Regions from separate parts of the Homo sapiens genome. Here regions 1, 2 and 3 are each linked to region 4. A link is a contact called in ENCODE Hi-C or POLR2A ChIA-PET data. All regions are on one chromosome and are shown on one strand. Each heading gives the region's core, a stretch centred on a gene start or an enhancer-like site at or near the end of the contact. The rest is flanking DNA. Distances are from core to core; before and after follow the strand shown. Region 1 has its middle 33 kb from the start of RREB1. Region 2 overlaps LOC124901253 (a long non-coding RNA gene). Region 3 overlaps LY86-AS1 (LY86 antisense RNA 1). Region 4 has its middle 60 kb from the start of LY86-AS1.

The links. Hi-C counts contacts between places; a loop is a spot of excess contacts on that map. ChIA-PET counts read pairs that join two places held with the same protein, here RNA polymerase II (POLR2A). Pooled maps may share reads with other maps.
Region 1: a pooled map shows a loop between it and region 4 (5-fold over the local background). The contact joins two enhancer-like sites. A Hi-C loop is called at or near these places in 3 of 168 maps with a recorded cell type or tissue (CD14-positive monocyte, CD8-positive, alpha-beta T cell and GM12878), 23 of 37 single-sample maps with no recorded cell type and 15 of 50 pooled maps. POLR2A ChIA-PET finds 5 or more read pairs at or near these places in 4 of 52 experiments (Caco-2, GM12878, T-cell and 1 more).
Region 2: a loop to region 4 is called in a map with no recorded cell type, with 11 times the contacts of the local background. The contact joins two enhancer-like sites. A Hi-C loop is called at or near these places in 4 of 37 single-sample maps with no recorded cell type and 3 of 50 pooled maps.
Region 3: a loop to region 4 is called in a pooled map, with 10 times the contacts of the local background. The contact joins two enhancer-like sites. A Hi-C loop is called at or near these places in 3 of 37 single-sample maps with no recorded cell type and 4 of 50 pooled maps.

Annotation. Positions count from the first base shown.
Region 1 is chr6:7,072,593-7,077,215 of GRCh38, forward strand. No RefSeq gene overlaps it. Among named protein-coding and RNA genes, the nearest start is that of RREB1, 33 kb to the right of the region's middle. RefSeq lists an enhancer at 1,068-1,307. Within about 2 kb of position 1,344, at least 5 of the 41 ENCODE cell types and tissues checked have a DNase peak (open chromatin) inside an H3K27ac peak, as active enhancers do; they include CD14-positive monocyte, where a contact is called at or near this core.
Region 2 is chr6:6,328,412-6,332,920 of GRCh38, forward strand. It overlaps LOC124901253 (a long non-coding RNA gene), which reads left to right. Exons shown (of 2, transcript XR_007059428.1): 2 at 1,342-1,756. Among named protein-coding and RNA genes, the nearest start is that of F13A1, 10 kb to the left of the region's middle. RefSeq lists an enhancer at 3,401-3,450. Within about 2 kb of position 3,085, at least 3 of the 41 ENCODE cell types and tissues checked have a DNase peak (open chromatin) inside an H3K27ac peak, as active enhancers do.
Region 3 is chr6:6,388,008-6,392,645 of GRCh38, forward strand. The region is part of intron 4 of LY86-AS1 (LY86 antisense RNA 1); the gene reads right to left. Among named protein-coding and RNA genes, the nearest start is that of F13A1, 70 kb to the left of the region's middle. RefSeq lists enhancers at 3,297-3,346, 4,295-4,464, 4,595-4,638. Within about 2 kb of position 3,389, at least 6 of the 41 ENCODE cell types and tissues checked have a DNase peak (open chromatin) inside an H3K27ac peak, as active enhancers do.
Region 4 is chr6:6,680,414-6,684,883 of GRCh38, forward strand. No RefSeq gene overlaps it. Among named protein-coding and RNA genes, the nearest start is that of LY86-AS1, 60 kb to the left of the region's middle. Within about 2 kb of position 3,163, at least 6 of the 41 ENCODE cell types and tissues checked have a DNase peak (open chromatin) inside an H3K27ac peak, as active enhancers do; they include CD14-positive monocyte, where a contact is called at or near this core.

The DNA of each region.
Region 1 (4,623 bases), core at 94-2,593, 390 kb after region 4:
GTCATATATGCAGTCCATTGTTGACTGAAATGCTGCAACTGTGTGTATTCCTACATCTCCCTACATACGTAGAATATATTATATTACATATGTATTAGTGTATAGTAAATATTCCTACATATCATATAATATATAGGAATATATATAACTTTTAAAATATATTAAAATACCTTAAAACTTTTGATGCTCTTATAAGTGGTATTTTTAAGTGTTTCTGTGTACAGTGTTGTGTTTAGTTAGTATGTTTTAAGAGCTGATTATGACCATCTTTGATAAATACTTAAATACTTGTGTTGCATGAGGTACTGCTTGGAGGCTGGGCACAGTGGCTCATGCTTGTAATCCCAGGACTTTGGGAGGCCGAGGTGGGCAGAACACTTGAGGTCAGGAGTTCGAGACCAGCCTGGCCAATGTGGTGAAACCCCCATCTCTACTAAAAATACAAAAACGAGCCGGGCGTGGTGGTGGACACCTGTAATCCCAGCTACTAAGGAGGCTGAGGCACGAGAATTGCTTGAAGGCAGGAGGTGGAGGTTAAAGTGAGCCGAGATTGTGCCATTGCAATCCAGCCTGGGCGACAAGAGCCAAACTCCGTCTCAAAAAAAAACAAAACAAAACAAAACAAAAAGAGAGAGAGAGAGATACTGCCTGGGACCAGAAATATGGACACTTTTATCTGGCTGATGGCCCATCACGATTACTGCTCTGTTCTCACAGGGTTGAACATTTTACTCACTTTACATGATTTTAAACCACTGTATCCCATTGACTTCTGTTGTTGAAACAGAGGATTTTGGCAGCCTGGTTCATTTTCTCTTGTATATCAGGTTCTTTGGGTTCACTATTTTCTTTTTAATAAGATCATGATATTTCAGTGTTTACCTATAGCTCACCCACCATTTAGGTTTTATTTCCAGTGCTCTCATGCTTCCCTAAATCCTGTACGAAAGATGCTATGTCAGGAGGCACGGTGACTCAGGCCTGTTGTCCTGGCACATAAGAAGGCGAGGTCAGGTGTTTGAGACTAGACTGAGCAACATAGGAAGCTCTCATCTATTAAAAAAACAACAAAAAAACCAAAAACAAAAAAACATGCTATGTCCTTGGCTATTCGAGCCACAGCTTTGTGCATTGACACACATCCAGCATCAGCAAGCTTTTTCTAAATGAGAACAAGCGTCATTCCTTTGTCCATTTGTCAGACTTGTCACATATGTCTCTATGGGATTATAGTTTTTTTAAAAAAAGAAAAGAAAGTAAAGGGGGAAATATCTGTAGGTTCCCCTTGCCTGTGTGTTCCTCTGCTTTCAGCTCTTCAGCACAGGCAGTCTCGGTCACGTGGCCCTGCTCACGCAGGGCCCAGACCCACGCTGCGAAGCTCTGTATGATTGTGTTTTGGGTTGCAGGAGGCAGAAACTCAAAGTGAAACCAATGAAAAAAACCAATGTGTTCTTAATGGTTTTTACCTAAACCATAAATCCCTCTCTTCGAGGGAGAGGGGAATCACCCAAGATTTGGCCCAGTTCCCTCATTAAGTTCCAGGGCTATATTTGTCTGTATTTTTTCTTTTCTTTTCTTTTTTTTTTTTTTTTTTTGTTCATATGTGTGTCAGTTTGGTGACGACCTGTGTCCAACTCACTCAAGGAAGATATTTAAAATGCAGATTCCAGGGCCTGATCTAGACTAAGGGAATAAGACAGTGGGAAGAGGAGGAGGTAGAGAGTTGAGTCTCCTGACTCCCTGGTGGTGCTGACAGTCAAACAGGACTTACTAACAATGATGAAGGTATTATGGGCTCAGATTTTTATCCATCACTACATTATCACTAAATTTTTTTTTTTTTTTGAGACCAAGTCTCACTCTGTTGCCCAGGCTGGAGTGCAGTGGTGTGATCTTGGCTCACTGCAACATCCGCCTCCTGGGCTCAAGCGATTCTCCTGCTTCAGCCTCCCGAGTAGCTGGGACTACAGGCGCACACCACCATGCCCAGCTAATATTTGTATTTTTAGTAGAGACGAGGTTTCACCATGTTGGCCAGGATGGTCTCGATCTCTTGACCTCGTGATCTGCCCACCTCAGCCTCCAAAGTGCCAGGATTACAGGTGAGAGCCACCGTGCCAGGCTTAATTTTTATATTTTTAGTGGACACAGGGTTTCACCATGTTGGCCAGCCTGGCCTCGAACTCCTGACCTCAGGTCATCCACCTGCCTCAGCCTCCCAAAGTGCTGGGATTACAGGCATAAGCCACTGCGCCTGGCCTAATGGAACATTTTTTACCAGGTTTAAAATAAGATATCTAATGCCAGATGCTGTGGCGCACACCTTTAGTCCCAGCTGCTTGGGAGGCTGAGGCAGGAGGTTTGCTTGAGCCCAGGAGTTTGAGACCTGCCTGGGCAACATAGTGAAACCGCATGTCTATATGAATAAAATAAATAAATAAATAAATAAATAAATAAATAAAATAAATGAAATAAGATAGCTAACACTTATTAAGTGCCATGTGTCAGGCAGGCACTTCACATTTAAACCTATGTGTAGGCTACTATTGTTAGTCCCACTTTATAGAAAAGGAAACTGAGGCACATAGAGTTTAAATGCTTTGCCCTGAGTCAAACACCTGAGGCAGAATTGTCATGTTCTTTGACAATCTTCAAAGCAAATTCACGATATTTGTTAATTACAAAATAACGGAGTCTCTGGCACAAATGGGCCCAAAGAGTCTGCTTGGATCATAATCATGCCTTGGTGCTATATTAGGTCCCTTATAAATTATTCATTCTTTTAGCAAGTTCTTACTGAGCATTTAGAGTCCCCGTGGCTTGGGACAGGTATTCCACAAAAGGGAGGGATGTACAGGAAGTTATACAGACAAACTAGAAACTTCTTAGCAGATGCCTGTGCATAAATGAGAGGACTTGGATTAGGGCTGGGGGGAGCGGTGCTGACAGAATTACTGTCCAGAGAGCTGTTATCTTGTTATCTGTTATCTTGGCTGTGTGCTAAATGTTTTAGGTGTATTTTTTTCATTAATTTCTCACAAGAACCCCACTGGGTTAAATTCTATGAATAATCTATTGAACAGGAAACTGAGGCTTAGAGATGTGAAGAGACTTGCCTGTGGTCATATGGCTTCGGCCTCATGGTTGTGATATGAAGGCAATGCGTATCTCTCTCTGGACCCTGGCTTTCATCCGCTGGATTTTCTGCTTTCGTCAAATAGGATTTTGTTTTCTAGAAGAGAACTGCCATCCCTCTGATAGTGACCCAGATGGCCCCATCACTAGGATCACTCTGGGCTTTAAAGAGATCATGGCTTATGATGTCAGTCATCGTTGGCTTGGCCTCTCTATTTTGTCCTCTGGTTCTGGTGTCCTCACCTGGCCCCTAGGGAATCCTTCAGAAATATTAGTATCAAGGCCATGTCCATGGCCTATAACCAGATTGGCAGATGTCTGTAGGCTGGAGGAAGCCAAGAACTGTTTTTGAAGGAGCATCATGGCTTTGTCCATCCACACTTACTGCTGTGCAGAGGTGAGGGGCCTTCTGTCCCTACTCAGGCTTCTTCATTTTCACTAGAGGATGTTCAATGTTTTGTATTGTTCCCTATGCAGATGGGTATTCAATATAATTTTTTTTTTGAGATGGAGTCTCACTCTGTTGCCCAGGCTGGAGTGCAGTGGCGCGTTTTCGGCTCACTGCAAGCTCCACCTCCCAGGTTCACGCCATTCTCCTGCCTCAGCCTCCCCAGCAGCTGGGACTACAGGTGCCCGCTGCCACACCCAGCTAATTTTTTGTATTTTCAGTAGAGACGGGGTTTCATCGTTATAGCCAGGATGGTCTCAATCTCCTGACCTCGTGATCCACTCGCCTCAGCCTCCCAAAGTGCTAGGATTACAGGCGTGAGCCACCGCATCTGGTCTCAATATAATTGTTTTTGAGCCACTTCAGAAGGGTAAAATGGAAGAAACCTTAGAAATTTGATGTCTCCATTTTACTGAAAAAGGAAGGAAAAACCTACATATTAAGTTACTTATTCAAGGTAACAACTAATTAGTGGCAAGACTGGAATCCAGTTCCTGACGCTCAGTTCAATATCTTCCTTTTACCCCTTTAATCTGATTTTACGCGAGGACTGCCCTAATGAGTCTGAATCTTGTCATGAATAAGCTGTAAGAAATTCAACTTCAAAATGATTCCTGTGGTGGGGCTTTGTTTTCAGAGGCAGGTTTACCTTCCTAATTATGAATTATTGAGGTTAATGATAAAGTGACTTTACATTTCTAAATAAATAGCGGCAGGTGATGGCAGAGGATCTCCTAAAATAGTATCAGGTCAGCTGGAAACTTTAATATTCAGCAAAGTAGAAAACCTACTTGTTGATATTACATTTGCTTATACGTGTTTTTAATGAGAAAGAAGAAAATCTAACAAAAAGATAAGAAGAGATGAGGTACATGTTGTTGTTACCATAATTATTGCATTTTGATCTATTCTCGGCCTGCTTCCTTACTGTGGAGGCCTCAAACACACAAGCATGGGTTGTCACTTATGTCATCCCTGTGACCCAGTGTCCTTGGAGAATGGGCATATGAGAGGTGCAAACTTAATAAAGAATCCATTCA
Region 2 (4,509 bases), core at 1,835-4,334, 350 kb before region 4:
GTCAGCAGGGTGCCCCTGTCTTGGGCACTCTTGCCCAAGAGTGCCGCTGCCCTCTGTTGTAGTCGCACAACTGCACCTTCTTGCTGATGAGGTGAAGCACTAACACAAGGCCAGAAATGGAAGGGACATGATGTCAGCTGGAGTCTTCCTAACAGCAGAACTTCTGGATAATGATCTATGAATTTCTAAGGAAAGCCAAAGGCCATTGCATAATCGCATGTGTGGGTGCTAAAACAGCCAAATAAAGGGGCAAGTTCTCCTTTCTTTGATGCTCCCTCAGCAATTTCTGCAGTGAAGTTTCAGATAACTGTGCCAGAGCCCTTCCTGTGAAAGTGTTTCTTGTTAATGCATTTCTCCTCTCACAATGGTAACTATAAGTGGTTAAAATAGCATCAGAAACACTAACTCTATCATATGGACATATATCATGATTCACTAAAAATATTTCCCACAATGCAGTTTTAACTTAAACAAAAGTTGTTTATATATACGTGTGTGTGTGCATGTGTGTATTAATAAATATAGACAGTGTAACTTACCCAGAAGAGTTCCTTATGCCTATGTTCTGAAAAAGACAGCACAGATGCCCAAAAATATAAGAAATTTTATAAGGGGCTTTTAGTGGTCCAAGATTCTCCTGCTGGCTTCTATGAGTGATAATGATCTAGAATTCTTCGAAAAGCCAAAAAGAAGTCTTCCAACAGCCATGACTTAATAAAGTCCATTGTCCCTGATTATTCAAACTCCTTCTGATTGTTCCATCTGATTTCATGATCACAAAGCCTATGAAAACTTTCTGTTCTGGGAAACAGAATCAATAATGTTTTATAAGCTTAACTGTGTGATATGATGTGATATTGTGTTTTATGGAATTGGACATGGCCTATGTCTCTACTATATTTTCACCTTGTATGCAACCTCCTGGGATACCATTACATATATATATATATATGTGTATACACACACACACATATATATATACACAAATACATATATATACACATATATGTGTGTGTGTGTATATCTGCTATATACATATATATGCTATATATATATACACACACACATATTATAGCTAGGTATGGCTTTATGTAGTACTTTCTTAAACATTCACCCTCAAACCTGAAGGGTTCTTTAATGATTGTGTTCATTTATTCATTTGGGATTAGCTAGTTTCCAAGGATGGATCAACCATCCATGCCTCCCGGTATTCCCAGCCATGTGTAGTCCCCTTCCACAGTGAATCTGGCTTCAACCAACAGGGTGCAGTGGAAGTGGCCCTATGCCAGTTCTCCACCTAAGCTATATGATGTCCTAACAGCTGCCTTTTCATGCTTTTAGAACCCTTAACCAACATTAAGAAGTCTAGCTACACTCCTGGAGTCCAGCTAACATGGAGAAACCATACAGAGAGGCCACATGGAGCGGTGGGGACATGAGAATGTGCAGGGAGGGAGAGGAGTCCAGCTGCCTCATAATCCTACCGGAGCCCAGGCATCAGCCATCTCTGCCAACCTGCAGCACGAGTGAGGACGCGAGTGTGCCACCTGGCAAGTGGATCCTCTGGCCCCAGTCAAGGAGCTGCAGCTGATGGTGCATGGAGCAGAGAGAAACTGCCCTGCTGAGCCCTGCCAAAATCATAAAATTGTGAGCAATGAAACAAAGTGGCTGTTATTTTAATCCACTAATATTTGGGATAGTGTGTTACATCGCAATAGATAACTGAGACACATTCATCAAATAAATATTTATCTAACCTGCTGTTTATAATAATAATACAACACTAATATTGAGTATGCTGTAATATATAGCAATATAATTAATATGGTAATATTTATCTATCTATTATTGACAGACTTTGTGATGAGTAGGAAATTGTATCTATCTTTAAGGCCTGCAGTCAAGAAGGGGAAACTATATTAAAAGCTAGTGTTTTGGAATTTCGTCAACAAGTCTGTTTCCACGATTTAATAGACTTCAAAATATTCTGTGTTTTCCTCCTATAACAAATATGTTCCTTGTGGACCTAATCTGGCATATAATATATGTACAAAAATACAAGTTAATTAATGAATTAAAGTCAGTGGAATCTCTTATGTCAGTGAAAGCAATAGGGTTGCTGACAAAAAAAGAAAGTAAAAGTTTTTAGTGAATTGTATATGCACCACTGGTTTTTATTTCACCTTTATCTTAAACAGTCAGCCACTCACTTAAACTTTGGCTTCTGAGGCTGAGAGCCACATAAAAGGGAGCACTAAATAACTGCAAGTGTAAAGAATGATTTGTGCTCCCTAAAATGCTTTATTCATACAAGGGAACTGAGGCTTGGAGAGGCAAAGGGGCTTGCTCATAATCACACACCTGGCACATTACGGATTTCAGACTCAAACAGACATTTTTAAAACCAAGTCCATTGTCTTGGCTAAAGTACACCTTCTCCAAACTCCTATCTTTCTCTTACTCAAAATTTCCCTTCAAATCTACACATTCCAAGATCTCTCTTAGAGCTGGGCCCATGGTGCTCCTGGAAGATATGATTGGATTTCTCCTCACCCTCTGAGCAGTGTAGGCACAGGTCTTCTGGTGCAGGGGATGGGGACATTAGAATGTGGCAGCTAGCTGGTACCTATTGGAGACCACCCCTGTAGGTGGGGTGACTCTACCACTCTGGTCTGTCAACAGAATAGTTTTTATGGGACCCTCATACGGGTCAGGGACTCTGTTATGTGCTGCAAGGGATTTGCAGGGAGCAAGAGAGAGGTCCTTTCCCGCAAAAGACTTACGGTCAGCCCCTAAGCTTCTCGGTGAAGGGAAGAGCAACATTGAACATCCGTCTTGGACACCTTGCCCCTTGGTTCTTCTATCTCACGAGTGCCTCGCAGTGGCTCTGCCTGTGGACCCTTACTCATGTTCTCTGGACCAGGGTTGTTAACCATAGCAGGTTAGAACTGCCCATTTATTCTAAATACAACAGCCAACTACCATCTTTATTTCAACCCTCACTTCCCACCACTTCTTCTCTAGTCTCAAAATGCCTTTCAGCATAGGCAGGAAATATGACAGAAGAAAGTCCCAGTCGAACAAACAATAACCGAAAATGCTCTTTGTTGCTGGGCCTTGGCGATCAAAGCCCTGCACATGTTTGCCAGCTGTAGTTCAGATGGTTTCTATTTCACTCAGCATTAATTTTTTATGAAATCTGTGGCCCAGGGGCCCATAAGCGGCTTTTAGTTCTTCATTCTATACTGTCTGGTCTAATTGCCAAGGCATGGTAAGACTCAGATTTTAAGGTGTCGTTAATGTATTTACCAGCCTTCCGGTCTACAGGCAGGCTCACCTCTTTGTGTGGGATTTTAATCATGTTTTGTTTTTAGAAAGGAAATGAAGGTATTCTTGGACTAAATATACTTGCTTTTCTTTGGATTTATTATCAGTATTTCACATCAGCGAGACAGCATACACAACACTGCCAATCCCAAACCTCAGACTTTATCTTCCAGTTTAAGTTTGATTCTTAAGAAGCATATGGAGTCTGTGCAGTGGAGGTAAGGCCTGTTTAAAATGAAGGCTGTTGTTTGTATGAAACATGCTTATTTAGTAGTTTATGATAAGGGGCCTGCTGACCCCAAAGGCTATCTTTCTTCTCACTTAGCAGCAGCAGCCTGGACTTTGTTTCAGATCGTCTCTGGATGCTGTAGCAAAGCCAGCAAGTGACTCACTGTCTGTCCTCAAACTCTTTGCAGCCCCCATTACTGAAGAGCCCCACAGACAACTTAGAAAACACAGTGATGGGAAAGTGACAGTGTTTGCAGAGTTGCTGGTTGCCAGGGGTCTACATGCAAGGCCAGTGCCGCGATCATTTTCATGAATTTCAGATGTCCTTTCTCTTGCCAACTTCGTGTGTTTTCTGAAAAATAATAAGAAAAAAAAAAAAACCCAGTCATCTGGCCTTACTTCCTTAAACCGAAGCTATTAGAGGTATCCAGGATCTGACTAGGGCAGCTAATTTTCTTTCAGTAGTGATTATAGCTGCACACCCTGCACAAACCGCATGCAAGACTCCCCCTCAACATAATTTTACATGCTTCACTTCTCCAATTGGCTCCAACTGTTAACAGAGCCCAGGTTTTGCATACACAGCCACACTTGGGGAGAAAGAAAAATACTTTGTTGCAGGCAGTTTTGCCTTGATACTTGGCACTACTCCATTTCCTGACTGCGTTACACTCCCTTCCCTCCCAGGTACCTGAGACTTCTTCATGCATCTGAGTGTCTGGCTTTTGATGCAGCTCCTGGTTAGGAACCAGCCCTCTCCATGGTCATTAGCTTCCTTTTTTTTTTAAAAAAAAAAAAAAAAAACTACCATCTAGTAGGCAGCTTCTTCGGCACTATTGTTAATCTGAGAATTTGCTAGTACTTAACTCACTCTTCACACGCCATAAAAATCTCTATTCTTTGAAGTGTCTAAGTGTGTGATGGCTGAATGTGTTGGGAGGAGCTGTGTTTCAA
Region 3 (4,638 bases), core at 2,139-4,638, 290 kb before region 4:
AAGACAAGTGTTGGCGAGGATGTGAAAAAACTGTAATCCTTGCACATTGCTAGCGAGAATGCAAAATGGTGCAGCTGCTATATAGAAAACAGTATGAAGGTTCCTCAAAAAATTAAAAATAGAGCCACCATATGATCCAGCAATCCCACTTTTGGGTATTTATCCAAAAAAGTTGAACTCAGGATCTTGAAGAGATAATAGCATTGCAGCAGTATTCACAATAGCCAAGATGTGGAAACAACCTAAATGTCCACCAAGAGATGAATGGAAAAAGAAAATGTGATACACACATACAGTGGAATACTATTGCTTTTACAAAGAAGGAAATTCTGCAATACGTAACAACGTGGATGAACCTTGAGGATATTATGCTAAGTTAAAAAAGTCAGACACAGAATGACAAATATTGCATGATCCCATTTACATAAGATATTTAAAAATGGTCACAGAATCAAAGAGTGAAATGGTGGTCGCCAGAGGCCAAGGGAAAGCAGAAATTGAGTTACTAGTCAATGGGCACACAATTCTAGTCAAGAAAGATGAGTAAGTTCTAGAAAACTACAGTACAGCATTTTACTTACAGCCAACAAAATAACATGTTATAGACTTTAAAATGTAAGAGAGTAGATTTCCTGTTAAGTGTTCTTATCACAACAAAATAAAATAGAACAATGCAAGATGTAATAAGTTTAATAAGGAAAATTATGTCAATGAAGTTGGGGCATGTTAAGAGGAGTCTGGGTTGTAAAACAAGGGAGTCTAACTCTTCTCATTGATTCAAGAGATAATGATTGATTTAATGGCCATATAGCATCTGGTGGAGTGCATGAGTGGCACATGCTATGTGAGCAATGCAAAGCAGTCATCTTTCTTTCTTTGCTGGCCAGACCAGAGCCAGAGCTTGTTGAACTCTTCTGGGGTATGCACTTTAAGATGGGCATTGGCATAGAGAGCTCTGAGAGGGAAATGGCCCATAACAAGGAGATGGAAATCCACGTCATGCTGTGTGTGGATGCAGTTAATTAAGGGCAGGGGTAGCGCATGGTGTCAGTCCTCACATCTCTGAGGGCTGTCAGAGGGTGTTCTGATTTAGTGCCTCCCCAGAATAGGAAAGACTGTTGTCCACCCTGGAGGGGCCAGCCCAGAGCTGGGCTACCACTGCACTGTAATATTAAGGTGGAAATGAGTAGACTCTCTTCCATGCCTCAGATGTCCTGTATTTTTCAGTAAGTTTTGACTATATGTTCCATGAGGGCAGGAAGTGTGACTGTCTTTTGCACCCTTAATTCCCATATCGAACAGTGCACCTGGCACATAATAAGCACTCAGATTACATGTGGAGTTGAATTGAAGGTTCTTTCTCTCCATAAAGGTGTGTGTTCCCCACGGCTGAGCACTAGCCCATCTGAGCATCTCTCTCTCTCCTCTCTCTGATACCTCATTCACTCCCACGATTTCAACCCTCACTTCTCTATGGAGAAGGGACCCCTGAGTCTATGCTTCTTGCTAGGCCCACATTTCCCAATTCCCTGCTGAATTATTTCCAACTGGAAATTTTATTCTCTGTTATTTGCAGAATTGCTAAGTTCAAACTCCTCATGGTACTCACCAGAAAAGCCTTCTCTCCAATTTCCCTGCTTCAGTACTAATACACACATTTCTGCAGCCATCCATTTCTCAATGACAGCACATCAGCAGGCACTCAAGGTTCTGAAGAAGACATGCAGAGTGTAGCTTGTGATTGGTCAAAATGAGACTGACAGAAGCTGATCACCGAGGCATGAGCCTGGCATACCAGCCATTACAGGTGAGGGAGAGGCTCATTTTGGTCAAGTATACATTTTTTTATATATGTATATTTTTTATTATACTTTAAGTTCTAGGGTACATGTGAACAACACGCAGGTTTGTTACATATGTATAAATTTTTATGTCCACTTAATAAGTAAATTCATAATTATCACCTTCTCATCAATAACAAAGAAATGAAAGAATGCAAGGTAGTTCTATTCAATGTGGGCGTGTTTCCTCCAATCATGAAGACACTCTTAAACCCCAGCTTAGCCATCATTGTTGAAGAGTTTAGCGTGCTGCCTAAATAGACTAGATGCTTAATACTTATTTGTTGAATGAATAGAAATAAATCTATTTTCAGGGAATAAAACAACATCAGAAATCTAATCCTATTTCTCTTCTGGCATAGGACTACAGCTATTGAGCACTTGAAATCTGGCTAGTCTGAGTTGAGATGTACTCTAAATATAAAAGCAGCACTGGATTTCAGTCCTAGGATGTAGAATATTTTATTAGTAATTTTATATTGAATATTGATTATATGTTGAAACAATCATATTTTGGGTGTATTGAATTAAATAAAATACATTATTAAAGTTAACTTCACTTGTTTCTTTTTACTTTTTAAATATGACTTGTAGAGATTTTAAAATTATATGCCCAGCTTATATGCTATTTCTATTGGACAATGTCGTTGCAGACCCCTCTGTGGGTGCTACTGAACTCCTATTCATATTTTGGCAATGAAGAGGAGTTATTTGTTCTATGGGGGGCCCGTTCCATTGTATGGTAGCAGCCTAATTGAAAGAATATTAAGTTGAAATTAGTTTTTCTATCATTTCCATACTTCAATCCCAGGCAAATGCCCCACCCTCACCTTGTAATTTCATCGGTCAAATGAGGCAGCTGCGCTAGGTGACCTTGAGGCCCTCTCCCTGTCCAGCCATGTAGGAATCCTCTATTCCTGCCCTCCTCCCCCTTCCACCCAACAGCCCTCCAAATCCTTTCAGGCAGCCCTCAGATCTCTTCTTAGCTTCTGCCAGCTTTTCTCAGCTCCTCAGCACCTCTGAGAGCTTTGCAAATCATCCCTTCACAGCATCATCATAAAATATCTCACCGGAGCCAGTTTGAGGGGGAGGCAGCTTTTGCAGCTCCCAAGAGGGCAGATGCCACTCCCTGCCACCAGGTCTCCATGGCCCCTCCCACACTTGGAGAGTGAGGGCTCCGGGGAGGGTGGCTCTACTTCACTGCAGAGAAAATGCAGTCGGTGAGAGAAAGAGATACACTGAGGCTCCAGAGAGTGTAAAACAAGCATCTCGTCACAAAACAGAGAGGAAACTAAGTCTGGGATTTATTGCTGAGTCCCTTCTTCTGATAAAGAAGCCAGAGGAGCATCAACATTTTCCTTGGAGTCGGGAGTCCTTGGCACCCTCTCTCTGCAGAGTGAGTTCCATCTGAAAACTCTCCTTGGCTGCTCATGCCAATCTGCCTTTCTTCCAAACAAGGACATGAAATCACTCTCTCTAGAACGCAGATTCCATAAGGCTCCAGAAAGAGACTAGGTTTCATTTTAGCCATCAAGGCCCTCTGGCCCCATGCGCTGTTAGCTGGGTGGCCCCTCTTGGCAGAATGACTTCAAAGGGTATTTCCCACCTAAAAGGCCAAATATGTTTTTATAGTTACACCCTCACAGCTTCATTCTTCAACTCAGTGTCTCAGTTCCCTTTTTGCTGATTTCAAATAATGTCCTAGCAGCTTAGACTTATTGCTTTCCCCCTTTCTGTTCAGGTTTTGGGGAAATATTATATTATATATATATTATATATTAATATATATAATAAATAAATATATATATATATATATCATATATATGTTAAAAGAATCAGACTGTAAGCCATTGCCAGTGCACCCCTCAATTATCGGTGAGTCTCTTTCTTAGGAGTCAGCAGTCACTCAGCTCCGTGATACTGCATCTGTGTTGGGCTACACATAAGACAATGATCTACTCCTGGTGTGTTTTGTTTCCACAAATGACTGCACATATTTCCAAATTTTTCAATTGCTTAAGAATAATTGCAGCCCCCAAAGGCCAGTTGTTTGCAAGTCATTTCCCTTGGCATAGACAATCTAATCCATGATCCATATTGGATGCAACTCTCCTGATGTCCTCGACACCCAGAATTTGCCAATACATGTTTTTGAAATTAAGAAGAATTAATACATGAGGCTGGGCTTCTCTAGTCCTGTCTTAATCATGGGTAAAATTCAGCATGGGCTGTATTCCTTTCAGCAATGCCCACGCCATGCCAGCTACTGGACTTGGAGAACTTGAGGAGTGAAGACAACAGGCAATTATCATACTGTAAATGTGTACTGTGTTAGGGATGGTATAGGCAAGACTCAAATCAGCACCTTGGCACCATCAGAGCTAGTTTAGCTGTTTATAGCTCAGACTCATTTTGGTTGGTCAGAAGAGACTCCGACCTAGCTGGTGGGGGCAGTGGGACAGTTGATAAGCCCTGGAGGATTTGTCAACACCCATGGGACCAACAGAGGCAACAAACTCAAACTTTTCCAGTGAGGATGAAAGCCACACAACCCTGTCACTGTATCTTTGGGCTGACCCTCTGACCTCTTAGATGCTGAATCCACCCCTGCCTTCCTGTTCCTGCCACTGCTGTCTTCCTCACCAGGCCCTTCATGCTTGCCTCCCATCAACTGTCTCAGGTCCTGATGCCTGGCAGCCACCCAGACCCAGTATAGCGTATTTTGTCCTCGGGGCTTTTCAGAAGCCTTGAGCTTCTTGACAAACTTTCGCTCCAGTTGGAGGGAGGTCATGTGGTA
Region 4 (4,470 bases), core at 1,913-4,412:
CAGCAAACAGGCAAGGTGCTCGGACTGAAATATTTTCATAAAAGCCATACCAACTTTGCACAAATGAGTTTTTATTCTCTAGACAGCACATGTTATAACGTGAGCCTTTTAATTTTCCTCACTTTTCATTTATTTTGCTTTTGCTCTAGACAAATGCCAGGATTAACAAAAAACATTCTTTCTACATTTATTAAAAAACAAAAATATATTCAGAAACCTAGGCTTACAATATTGGAACTTCCCCTCTCAAAAAGCAAGACAGCTTCTTAGCTAAATTGCAAAAACATTGGCAGGCTTCCATGAGATTTCAAAAATAGTTAAATAGCAAGATGGCCCACATATTTTTCCATGAATACATTAAAAACAGATTGATGACTATTGAAACATGAAACATAACTACTACCATATTTTATGGAATCCAAAACTGCCTTGGTGTAAGACACACTGTTATTTAATGAAGGACTAAGAAAATATAAACACTGACAGAACTCTATCTGTCACAATGTTTTATCACTTAGACTTTTTAAAGCATATTACAAGAGCTCTTTTAGGCCTAATTGAACTTAGAATTTATTCATCATATATCACTCTTCTGCATGAGCAGAAAAGCAAAGATAGGTAAATCACTGGGTTACAGTATGCCTAAGACTTCACAGTCAGCCTCTAACTCTTTGGAATCACTCTTTGATTCTGGATCTTTTATATCCATGTCTTCCCAGACACTGTTGAACCTCGAGCCATCAAGAGCTTCCAGGAGGGTTTTGGTGAGGCCGTATAGCTTTGAAAAGTGCCAGACAATTGTCTTCAGGATTTTCATCTAAGCCTCTGACACCCATCCTCTGAGCTTTGATGTTCACACAAAGGCCACGGCAACCATGTCACACAGCTGCGATGGGAGTATGGGACCCGGAGATTTCAGAGTGGTTGGAGCAGAAGAAAGCATTCCTCTTAGAATCGGTGAAATACACTCAAATGTAATTTTTACTTTTGTGGTCTTCCACTTCCACTTTTCCCCCCACCTCCAACCAGATACATTTATATACATCTAAGTCCAAAGATAACTCAGGGAAGGAGAAAATTCTGACATCTATAATAAAAAGTAGGAAAAAACACATTTAAAAAAAACATGGCAAACCTATCATTGGGGATTATTGCGTCAGTCTACACTCCAGAATGTCTCCAGCTGGTACACGGTGTAAATTAGCACTGCTGGAAGCTAGGAGTACATGTGGGTTAAGAAGCCTGGGGAGGCTCAGGGCAACAGAAATAACACAGGCGCTGGGGTCAGCCCCAGCTGGGAATGGGTGGCGGCTTTCTCATTTAACTTGCCTGATGATGTCCATGCTACCTAACCTCTCTAAGCTCCAGGCTGCTCATCTATTAAAAGGATGATAATAGTACGTGTCTCACTGGGTTGTGATAAGAAGTAAATCAAGTCACAAATATAAAACACCACCAATAAATGCCAAATATATTTTGGTCCCCCCCCCATTTATCCCGTCCTCAATAAACAGCCCCAGACATCACCCAAAAGCTGAAAATAAATCAGAACCACTCAAAAACAAAGAAACAAAATTGAAGCATGCTTTTGTCTGTGTATCACTGAGATTCATGAATGGCAACTAATTCTCTCATATTTTTCCACCAACACAGAAAATAGTTACAGCTCAACATCGGGAGCAACATCTTTGGGTTTTTGACATTCTACTACAAATGGTGATCTTTTAAAGAATAGTATATGAACATGATCCAAGTCTGTTGAGAAGTGAGTTCAGCCACAACCTTTGGCATTCTTGGATGCAGTCAGACTCTTCCACAGCAGTGGCAAGTTCATGCCTGGGCAGACAGTTGGTGAGGACACAGCCCGATCCCAAGCCCAGCTCACTCCCAGTGGCTTCTCTCCCTCCCTTTCTGTGGGCACACCAGCTACAGTATTCTCCTGCCTGCCCCCAAATACAATGCCTCCACGCAGGGCATGCAGATGCAAACCTCTGCCTTCCAGGAAACCCAGCAAAACTTCCTCCTTGGAGTTGGTTCCAGTAAAAGGTGGAGCTCACCCACAGTGGGCAGGAAGTTGAAAACACAATCCCAAACTCAGCAGCGACTTTCTTCTGAGGCCCTGGTAGCTCAGTTAATCATTTCACCTTGGTTTTCCATCTTTCTAATGGGAGTAATAGGCTTCCCTCCTCTACAAGTATGTTTTGAGAATTAAGTGTTTGGGGAATGTGGCTGTTTTGTATGCTCTGGTGGGTGGAACATTGAGAGAATACCAAACACTACTGTGGCGTATTTGTGGTGAACTGACAGCCTGACCCTTTAGTAAACCACATTACTAGGAATCGCGTCCATCACTACTCAAGGCTTTTATAGGTTAAAAAAAAAATCATGGCCAGGCGCGGTGGCTCACACCTGTAATCCCAGCACTTTGGGAGGCCGAGGCGGGCGGATCACCTGAGGTCAGGAGTTCGAGACCAGCCTGGTCAACACGGTGAAACCCCGTCTCTACCAAAAATACAAAAATTAGCTGGGCGTGGTGGCAGGCACCTGTAATCCCAGCTACTCAGGAAGCTGAGGTAGGAGAATCGCTTGAACCCGGGAGATGGAGGTTGCAGTGAGCCGAGATCACGCCACTGCACTCCAGCCTGGGCAACAAGAGCGAAACTCCATCTCAGAAAAAAAAAAAAAAGAAATCATGTAGTAGATGATTCTCTCTCTCTCTTTACCTCTCTCTTTATCTCTCTCCCCACCCTTTTCTCTCTCCATCTCCTTTCTTTCTCTCCCTCCCTTTCTCCTCTCCTCTTTCCCCATCTCTCCCTTCCTCTGTCTCTCCCTTTCTTTCTCCCCCTTCTCTTTCTCTTTCCCTCTCTCTCTCCTGTTTTTGGTCTGTGCAGGTTCATGTCTCCTCTGTTGTGGTAACAGCACTCCTTTCCTCTGGGCTTTTGCAACACTCTCCCCCACAATACCTCCTCCAATCCCTCTCCTATTTGGGGACCCCAGGCAAAGACCCAGGACTCAGGCCTCCCTGGTTATAACATCCCACCTGCCTCAGCCTGGGTTTCCCCCAAGGCAGAGCCTCACCAGCAGGTAGCTTATTAGAAAGAGGGCACAGGGATCAGGGGCGAGGCAAGGAGCAAAAGTCAATAGACCAATGAGTTAATAAGTCGGCCGCCAAGGTGGATGTCTGGGGGAAGATCTTGCCAGGGTTGTCCCAGCAACCTACAGCGTGCACCTTAGAACTGTCTGCCTGAGGGAAAAAAGGCAGGAACATTTAGCCATCGGCTCCTTCCCCTAGCTCCTCTGCTCCTTATTTCCAGGTAAAGCACATACGAGTATTGGGTGGGTTGTGCCCGTGTCCCCCACCAGAGTTTAGGAGAACTGCAGTAGGAGGCAACCCAAGTCAAGGTGAGCCACTCAGGATGTGACTGATGCCATGGCCAAGATGAGAGATAGTTCTGAGAAAATGCAAGACTTGTACAAAAGCTGTCCAGCGCACCATTCCTGGGTATTCTTCCAACAAAGGCACTTCTTAGAAAGCTGTTTTAACCTTATGACACTTTTAAAATTATAGCATTTCAGAATCCAGGAAACTTGATATAGCTCAGGGAGAGTCCCAGTGCACATTAACATATTACATTCTCTAAAAAGTTCTGCAACTTCTTTATCTCAAACGCTTGTTCCCCATGGTTAATCATCAACCAGAAACAGACACTAGGTCATGCTGCAGGAAAGCTTCCATAGAAAGCAGCAGGTAAGCAAATTTCCTTCAGATACTTTTGTGCAATTGATTCAAAGAGGAGGGTCAGGAATGCCATTTCTCAGAGGAGTAAAGCTCATTCACGCAGAAACAACCTGATACCATCAACAAGAATGTCTATATATTGAAGGTCAAGAATAATGAAAAAACTCAGTGATAATATACACCCTGTTTGTGAGGCACTCATCACATTATGGAACATTCAGGCAGTCCTCACCTTGCATAGTTCCCAAACGCACGAATTTTCATTGCCCTGTGGCAACTGAGGTTAAATAACACCAGCCCCCTAACAACATGGTTCCAATTTCAGTCACCATTAACTGTGAGTGATTGCATGGGGGACAACCTCTGCTGCTTGCTCTGCAGTCCACAGACCACCACGTAATAACAGATGTGCATCATGATCAGTGATTAACCGCATCACGTCCTTCAGTCCTTCCGTGTTATCAGTTCCCACACAGACAGCAAAGCGTGTGGTCGTGCTGCTCTCTTGGCTCCCAGTGACAAACCCACGTGACATTTCACAGAAATGAATACTCAAGAGAGGTAGGTAGCCAATGAAGAGGAAAGTATAGCAAAGAAACAAAAAGTGAGAATGCAGGAGGTGAAAGTTGACTCAGACGTAAACGAGTTTAGAGAAGAAAGAGCTGATGGTGGGAAAGTTGATGCTGTTGTCTTTTGAGAGATTCTGGATGTGTCTTTTGAGGGACTCAGGA